Regions from separate parts of the Homo sapiens genome. Here region 1 is linked to region 2. A link is an interaction called in ENCODE POLR2A ChIA-PET data of the cell type or tissue named here. Cell type or tissue: OCI-LY7. All regions are shown on one strand. Each heading gives the region's core, and the rest is flanking DNA. Links, peaks and the distances in the headings are about the cores only. Region 1 overlaps POLQ (DNA polymerase theta). Region 2 overlaps CD86 (CD86 molecule).

Region 1 (4,396 bases), core at 108-4,107, 660 kb before region 2:
TCAAGGTGTTGGCGGGGCTACATCCCTTCAAAAGGTTCTAGGAGAGAATCCATTTCCTTACCTTTTCCAATTTTTTGAGGGTTCCTGCATTCCTTGGCTCATGGCCCCTTCTTCCAACTTTAAAGCCAGCAGTGTAGCATCTTCAAATCTTTCTCTGTTTCTGTTGTCACATCTTCCCTGACTCTGACCATCTGCTTCCCTCTTATAAAGACCCTGGTGATTACAATGGAACCATTCAGATAATCCAGGATAATCCCCCACCTCAAGATCTCTAACTTAATCACATCAACAAGGTCCCTTTTGCCATGTAATATAATAGTTCACAGATTTTAGGAATTAGGATGTGAACTTTGGGGTGGGGGGCATTATTCTGCATAACACAATGTGCATTTCTTATTTACACAGTGGTTGTGGTTTGAAGAACTATCAGTGAAGTTTGAATTTCATGCAGTTACTCACAGTTAATATCCACTGGTAACTGAAATTTGAATTGTGTTGCAGGGGAGACTCATGTTATTAAGTAAACCATAGTAACTGGGATTTGTGCACATCTGAATCATGCAAAATGGGGATGGCCTGTTTCAGGTCCAGCTGACAGGTCAAACAGAATGAGAAAATGCATGTGACTACACATGCTGGGCCATGGCTGCAGAGAATGAGGCAGAAGGGACTTTTGCTTGCCCTCATGTTTGAAGAACACTCACAGGTAAACAGATTGAGCTTTCTCTTGTGCCAGATCTTTCAAGCCTACCAGAATACTGACAGCACTTCAGCTTCTGAGAAACATAGTACAGGTAAATATGGAAAAAGAAATAATGATATTCTTCCCTCTTACTGCTGCCATCTCTGCCTTTCTCACCCTGCCACCCCAAAAAAACTATGTCTAAGTCTCTTATGCATTAATACCCAACTACTGATAATGCATTACATTTTATAAAGCAACTATCTTTTTTCATTATTCTGATTAATAAACATAAAAGAGCTCTTCTGGTAACTGATTAAGAATATAATCAGTGTTTCCTATGAACAAGCTATGGAGTAACTAAATAAGGGACACTCTTAGACCAACTATAATTTTTAACAAAACAATTGTTGATATAAAGTTTCTCATAAATTCATTTTATTTCAACAGCAAAAAGATTAGCTCCATCCCTCTGATTGGGATCACAAAGTACAATCTTTTCAGCATGGGTTTTCTCACCATGCCACAAACAGAAAGAGGCACTAAGGGACTGATAAGGGGGTATTTTCTGTCTCTGGCAGTATTATATTGACCTGCAATAAAAACATCTGATCTTACAGAACAGGATACCTCTTGAAGAGGTATAGTTTATTTTATAATATGTAAGTATTCCAAATACATTCATTGTATGAATTAGGGAAGGAAAAGCAATAAGAAACATTTCATGAATATTCATTCCTACACTCCAACCATACCAAGTCTTACTACTTTATAGAATTCATAATTTATTAGCCAATACTATTTTAAAATACTATTTCCGTACTGTAAAATTGATATTAGAGGAAAAAAAGTCACACACGATGCCTACCACCACCAGGGTGAAACCAAATCTTTATCTGCCTATGGCTGCTGTCTGGGTCGATTGAGGCAGCAGCTTCATTTTCTTCATGGTTTACCCAGACAGATGTGGAACCAAAGTGCTAAGTGCATATTTCAAGCATCTGTTCTGAATATGTTTAAAGCCACAGTAAGTTACAAAAGGCAAATTCATAGATGCTCTTTGAAAGTGAATGTAACTATTATACTTGGTATTCTACTTCCCCCACGCCCCCAGAAGTTTTTGATGCTATAGACACTGATATATAGTTTGAAACTCTCACTATAAAATTACTAGGCTAAGTCTATCAAGACTTGAAAGTTTGTTTTGCTGAGGTAGGTGAAAGGGTAATCTCTGTTCTTTCCAGGTGACTGCATCTGCACAGGCTTCCCTGGGAGGACTTCATCAACAGCACAGTTACACATCAAAGTCCTTTAGCTCTCCCCAGCTGGCGCCTATTTTCACTTTCACTTTCAATTTCACAGACAGTTTTACAGCACTTTCCATTTCATTCTTGACAATCTGAGCTACCTAAGGAAAAAAAAAATGTAGTTAACAAACTGCCCAGTCAAAGAATGTTTCCCAAACCATCCCCTGAGAAAGTTATAAACCAGACTGGAGCTCTTCACCCAATGGTGCTTAAAATGCTAAATCAGAAAAAATAAAAAATAAAATAAATAAATGAATAAATAAAAAGACATCTCATACTCTTCTTCACTGATGAGCAGGAATTTCTGAAAGTTTTTGCTAGAATGCTTGGAGCTTAGAAACCCTAAGGGAAAGACTCCAAATTTTTGTTTAATTCCTCCAAGACAAAAACATCTTGCATTGGCAATTCTTCACTTATTAAGAACTAGTACAAAACGGAACACTCTTAGCTCCTTTTCTACCTGTAAGGACTCAATATTTATACAGCCATCCCAGGGCTAGGGTAGAGTTCCAAAATCCTCATGCACAGGAAACAAAGCTGTCGGCCTGACAATACAGTGTCTTGTCTTCCTATGGAATGGACACAAGCATTGCAAAAATACCTGAACAACATCTTCTTCTGCCACTTCATATAGGAGTTCATCATGGAGTTGAAGGATGAAGAAGCCTCCTCTGATTGGGCAGAACATCCCTTGCAGTTTTCTCTTTCGTGACAATCCTACTTCATGAAAAAGGAGCAAAACTGATCAGCATGTCGCTAAGTCATAGGAGAATGTTTTTAGAGATTCTGAGTAACTCTGAGGAATTTTAATGAGAAGATTAAAACACACAAGAATAAGAACTATCAGGAAAATAACTACTTGCTGGTCGCTACCTACCCTAAGTATCCGGTATAAACTCACAAACTTCCTCCTAGAAAGAAGGAGTCTCCCAAAGAAGTCAGTAAATGGGGTGTGAGGAACTCTGCTCCAAGCTCTAGTCCAACTTATTTCTCATGAATAACTAACATTTTCTCTATCCATGGAGTCCCCCAACCACCATCTGAGTAATAGCACCAGGGAGGTATGGGGCCTGATTCCTGCCCCAGGAAAGCAAACTAATATTGTTAGGCACTGTTTCTTAAGGGGGACACTCCCTCATGTCTTTTTATGGCCAGAAGTGTCATCGTGATAGAACTGGTGCTTCCCCAATTGAACCGTACACACTCCAAACAAGTAATTGTAAAACCTAGGCTCCCAAAGTGGACTTCAGAGAGTACATAAACCCCTTGCAGTTATATGTAAGAGTCTATGTCTGTACGTTTTTCTGTGGAGATAATCCATACCTTCCAGTAGCCATAACTCCAAAATATATACTAGACTTAGTTACTATTTCCTCATTAGCTGGATCTAGTGGTACAGATTATGCCCTTCTGACCAAAAAGATAAAGCTCAACATGAACACCTTTACTGGAACTGCCTTTACTTGTTTGCTTAAACCTCACAGTAGTCATCTTCCTTTCTGTTGTCCAAATTCCCTACTTATCTTTCAGGTCCAGCATGAGTAACATCTCCCTCAGTATCTGGTGCTTCCCTCAGGGAGAGAGTTCTTCAACTGTCACTATCTGCAGTGCCAGTTTGCTCAGAGGTGGCTCTCACACAGTAAGCAAACAAAATCACCTGAGGCTGCAGCAAGCTGCTTCCACACTAGGACTGCAAAGGCTGTACCTCTGTTCACCTGTTCAGCTGAAATCGGATCTGCCCCATGAAGCCACACTTGGCTCACACCATTGACTGTCTGGATGCTCTAGCTTTTCTGCTTTCTGATGACCATGCCTTTGCCCTCTTGATTTCCCTTGGCTACCTGGCTTCTGACCTAGAATGCCATGATGCTCTTGTTCCCCATATGGTCTGCTTCCTCATGCTCACCTTCCTTTCATCCTACTGACCTAGTGCTACTTTAAGCTGGCATGACATCATGAAGCCATCCTCAGCGACAGAGCCATATCGCCTTCCACTGACTCTTAAAGTCATTACTGTCTGTATCCTCATTTTGACATTTATCACTCTGCTGTGTGGAATTAATACAAATACTTCAGTCAGGTATCATATCTTCCTCTCCTTTCTTAAATAGAACTTAAATTTAAAGATAGATTGATAACTTTTACTTCTAAATCCCCAAAGCACACAGCACAGTATTACTCCCCAAATGAGTTTAATTATATATTCTCTCTCAATTAAATATAAATGTGTATGTGTGTGTATATACACACATAGTCCCACACTGAAAATGAATGAGGGGCCTCAGGTATTTCAAGGGGGACTGATGACAATATTAATAATCCTCACTTAATGAGAAAATAAACTTTTGTTATCTACGTATTTTTGTACGTAAGTGAACACGTTATAACTGGCTGTATTATTCTCTAT
Region 2 (4,396 bases), core at 136-4,135:
GATGTAATTTCACCATTTCCTATTGCTAAAGATCACAAATTAGAAAACATGTTGGCAAAAGGTACATGAAAATAAGCACTCTTGTGTTGATCAGAGCATAAACGTATAATCTCAGGGGAGAACAATTTGCAACTATTCTTCAACCCTTTGGTCAAACGATTCTGCTTCTAGGAATATAGCTTACTCCCACCTGTGTGATATGGCATATAATCAAGGTTTTCCATTGCAACAAAAGATTGGAAACAACGTTAAGTATCCATCACTAGTGGTCTGGAAATATATATATATTATTGTCATCCAATAGAATACAATAGACTAATATGCAACTTTTAGCATGAGGATACTCGTTACATGCTGATACAGAATAATCTCCAAGGTAGTCATATGTGTGCAAAACCGTACATAGTATGCTACCATTTGTGCTTAAAAATAAAAAGAAAACAGAATATGGGTCAATGTTTTTGTTTAGTTTTGTCTAAAGTAACTTTAAGTAGAGGCAAGAAACTGGTAACATGTAACAGTGATCACCCCTGTTACCTCTGTGGAAGAAAACTAGACAGCTAAGGGACAAGGCTGGGAGGCAGACTTGCTTTCCACTATTTATCACCTTTATCTTTCAAATTTAGTACCATCTACATTTAGTACCATGATCTATTCAAAAATATTTATTAAAAAAAGAAAAGGTATAGTCTAGAAGGAAAAAAAACATAACAGACACTTCTAGCCCAATGTCCTGCACTGGGTGCTATGAGAGCAGAGGAAAGAAACACATATGGCTTCTAGACAACACCGTCTGGGGCATACATTTCTGCTATTCGATCAAGAATAGTTGTGCATCTTTTCCTGGAAAGAATTGATTTGTTTTTATCAACAGACCTATGAATTTAGTGGACAGACCTGTGAATTAATTCACTGGTTAGGTTTTCCTTTTTACATTGGCTGTTAAAAAGCTATAAGCCAAATTTATGTCCCCCTCAGTGCAAATTGGGCAGATTTCTAGGGCAAGCATTTAGCACTGGCCTTGTCCTTGGCTCTGTATCATATTCCTGTATTTGGTTTGCTTTTCCACCTGTTTCTCATGTTGGTCATCTTTCCTGTGTATGGCCATACCATCCTGAATGTGCCTGATCGCATCTAATGTTGGTCACCTCTCCTTATTCTTTGCTTCCTTATAAGCCACTAAGCAGCCTTTTTGGTGCTAGTTAGGGTAAGTGCGTGGGTAGTGAAGGAGGGAGGAGGGAGAGGAAGAAAGAAGATAGAGGTTATAAAGCAAAGCATATCCTTTTTCTTGGCTTCATCATGTAGATTAAGTGAATTGCTCTCAAAGCGTGGTCCTTAGGCCGGCAGCATTGTCATCACCTTATGTTGTTAAACATAAAAATTCATGGGTTTCATCCCAACTTACTAAGCCAGACTTTCTGTGGTTGAGGCCCAGGAAACTCTCCAGGTGATTTTTACTCACATTCAAGTTTGAGAACCACAGGAAAACAAAAGGAAGGCAGATTTCTAAGCGTAAATGCAATACTAACCGATTGCCCCCATCATGCCTGTTATGTTGGTCAAGATAAATAATACTAGCTACTGCAATAATCAATCCCTCAAATTTTATTTTTTGCCAATATCACAATCCATTGTAGATCAGTTGTGGGAGAGGTGTAAAGAGAGCTGCTTTATTAGTTTATTAAGCAAACCAGATCTCTTCCATTGTGAGACTTTGCGATTTTCTAGGCCCTTGGACATTTCCTCTGGATCCCCTGCTGCTAAGAAGGCAGGAGAGGGAGGAAAGAGAAGAGACTTTAGCAGCCAGATCTGGAAGAAACATCTTTTCTGCCCACAATTCCATTGGCTAGAAGCCAGTCTCATGGCCTGTATAACTGCAGGGGAGGCTGGGAAATGTGACCTATCGATGGAGCTAAGAGCAAAAGGAAATGGCTTTGATGAAGCCCTGGCATTGTCTCTGCACACCCGAGAACCCAAGTGAATCCCAAACTCCACGTCCAGGTCATGTTTTGGTGAACATCGGTTTTCAGTTTCCTTTTCTAATCAAGTTTTACCTTTTTTTTTCTCGACTCTAGCACTATGGGACTGAGTAACATTCTCTTTGTGATGGCCTTCCTGCTCTCTGGTAAGAACCTTTCAGCTTTGTTAAGTCCTGGAATCCTACTGTCTCCTGATGAGTCTGACCACAGCAAGCCCAGGCCTGAGACTTGGTGGGTTTTACTCACTTTCTACTGAGCATTGTACAAGACCACATGCAAAAAAGACTTTCCTGGAGAAGAAGGAAGTGTTATGATTGAGAGCAGCTGATGGCAGGCAGCTGGGATGGAGCTCTCCCCCCCGTGTGCTTCTTCCTCCTCTGCAGTCTCACATCAGTGAGCCTAGATGCTCAGAGTAGGGTAGCCTGGCCCATCCCATGGGGATGGGGGAAGGCTGCTGCACTGAGGCCCCTGAGACTTGACTCTTTTGTTCCACACATATTCTCTTCTGGTCTTCTCTGACCCTGTTTCTGTCTTTCTCAGGCTCCTAGGAAACAACTGACAGAATTCCAAAAGTCTCCCTTCATTCGGAGCACTGGCTTTCACGTCCCTGACTTCCCTACCCTCTCTCACTCCCTTCCCTACAGCCCATGCACATACCTCATGGTTGCCACGGCTTCCTGACAACTATGGATGTTCAGCTAATTGTGTCAGCTGATTTATAGTGGAGCCAATGAAGCTGAAGCTTCAGAGCCCTCCATTTGCACAACCCTTTCTAAATCCCCCTCAAGACCCTGTGAAGGGCCCCCTAGCAGTGTGGTCACCTGTCTTATGCTTTGGTAAAATTTGAATAAGTAAGATATTGTAACCACAATAAGTTATGACCACTGTCTCCTTCCTCTGCAACTTTTCCCTCCATGCCATTCTCCTGTCTGGTGGTGTTAGCAGTCAGGGGCATTTTGTATTTGAATTCTACATTCTTTTTCTTAACTATCCACCACCTCCCCTCAAAATTTTAACAGCATCCAGCCTCACAAAACTCAGATCTTCCCTGTTTACAGTTCCACTTTGAGTTTCAGTTTCTTCATCTATAAACAGGAGTTGGCTGCGGTCCCTGCCATGTATCCTGTGACTCAGTGTCTCGTAGTTACTCCTGGCCCACCCCTTCCTGCTGCTCCTTGTCTCCACCTGCAGGCCTGAGAGGGAAGCCACCCCACTAAGACAGGGAGGTGAACTGAGCCTGAAGTTTGGCTACAGCACCCACAGGCCACCAGCCATGAGTTCACCTCCTCCAGATGGCCACACACCAGGCCCTTGGCCACTGTCCCCATGTCTGCTGTGGATGATGAGGAGTCAGGGAACTACAAAGAGATGGTCCCTCAGATCCATGCTGGCTGGGATAAGCCTTTTCAGATTTCTGTTTTTCTGCTTAGCACCTTGAGCTTGTGGAGTCCTTGAGTGCAAGGTCTGTAGATGTGCCAGCTGATCACTGACTTAGGTAACAACAGCAGCTTCCAACCCCCAGGGCCCATGACCTGCTACCTTAGCTCCTGGGGATGTGGGAGGTATGTGTGTGTCAGAGAGCAAGGCAAGAAGACTCTAGAGAACATTATCCAGTAAGATTCCCTTCTCATCCCACTTCTTATTTATTTATTTTATTTATTTTATTTTTTGAGACAGCATCTTTCTCTGTCACCCAGGCTGGAGTACAGTGGCACAGTCACAGCTCACTGTGGCCTCGATTACCTGGGCTCAAGCAATTCTCCCACCTCAGCCTCCCCAAGTGCTAGAATTATATGCATGAGCCATCGCACATGACTTATTTTATTTATTTGATAAATGCATATATACACACAGTCATGAATCGTTTAACAACAGGGGTACGTTCTGAGAAACACATTATTAGGCGATTTTGTCATTGTATAATCATCATAGGGTGTCCTTACACAAAACTAGATAGCATAGCCTGCTCCATACTTAGGCTACCTGGCACAGCCTATTGCTCCTAGGCTACAAGCCTGCACAGCATGTTACTGTGCTGAATACTGTAGGTGTTGTAACACAATGGTATGTATTTTTGTATCTGAACATATCTAAGCATAGAAAAGATACAGTAAAAATATGGTGTTATAATCTTATGGGACCACCATTGTATATGACTGAAATGTGGCTGTGCAATACATGACAGTATATGCATATATATATATATCCCTTACTTTGTGCCTGGTACTGTTCTAAGTACCTCATAAATATTAACTCATTTGAGCCTCACAATAACTCTCTGCTTTAGGTCTTGTTGTTATTTCCCATTTTAAGATGTGGACACTAAAGCCCAGAGAGATGAAGTAATTTACCCAAGATCGACAGAGCTACTAAGTGGCAGAGCTTGGATTCACACCCAGCAATGTAGATTTAGCATT

What was found. Peaks named below come from ENCODE experiments on the same cell type or tissue, not always from the same donor. Only the 100,000 strongest peaks of a DNase experiment are listed, where the experiment ranks them.
Region 1: POLR2A ChIA-PET joins it to region 2 with 5 read pairs; 1 of 35 experiments calls an interaction of 5 or more read pairs at or near these places.

Annotation. Positions count from the first base shown.
Region 1 is chr3:121,430,328-121,434,723 of GRCh38, forward strand. It overlaps POLQ (DNA polymerase theta), which reads right to left. Exons shown (of 30, transcript NM_199420.4): 29 at 2,591-2,706; 30 at 1,104-2,090. The coding sequence ends at 1,977. Among named protein-coding and RNA genes, the nearest start is that of POLQ, 110 kb to the right of the region's middle. RefSeq lists an enhancer at 1,932-1,981. In OCI-LY7, for the core only: no CTCF peak of the experiment used is centred there; a DNase peak (open chromatin) is centred at 1,994.
Region 2 is chr3:122,089,526-122,093,921 of GRCh38, forward strand. CD86 (CD86 molecule) reads left to right here. Exons shown (of 7, transcript NM_175862.5): 2 at 2,076-2,125. Among named protein-coding and RNA genes, the nearest start is that of CD86, 36 kb to the left of the region's middle. RefSeq lists an enhancer at 2,859-2,968. In OCI-LY7, for the core only: CTCF peaks have their summits at 3,175 (motif pointing left) and 3,378; DNase peaks (open chromatin) are centred at 2,326, 2,749 and 3,166; H3K4me3 peaks cover 1,523 bases; H3K27ac peaks cover 2,109 bases.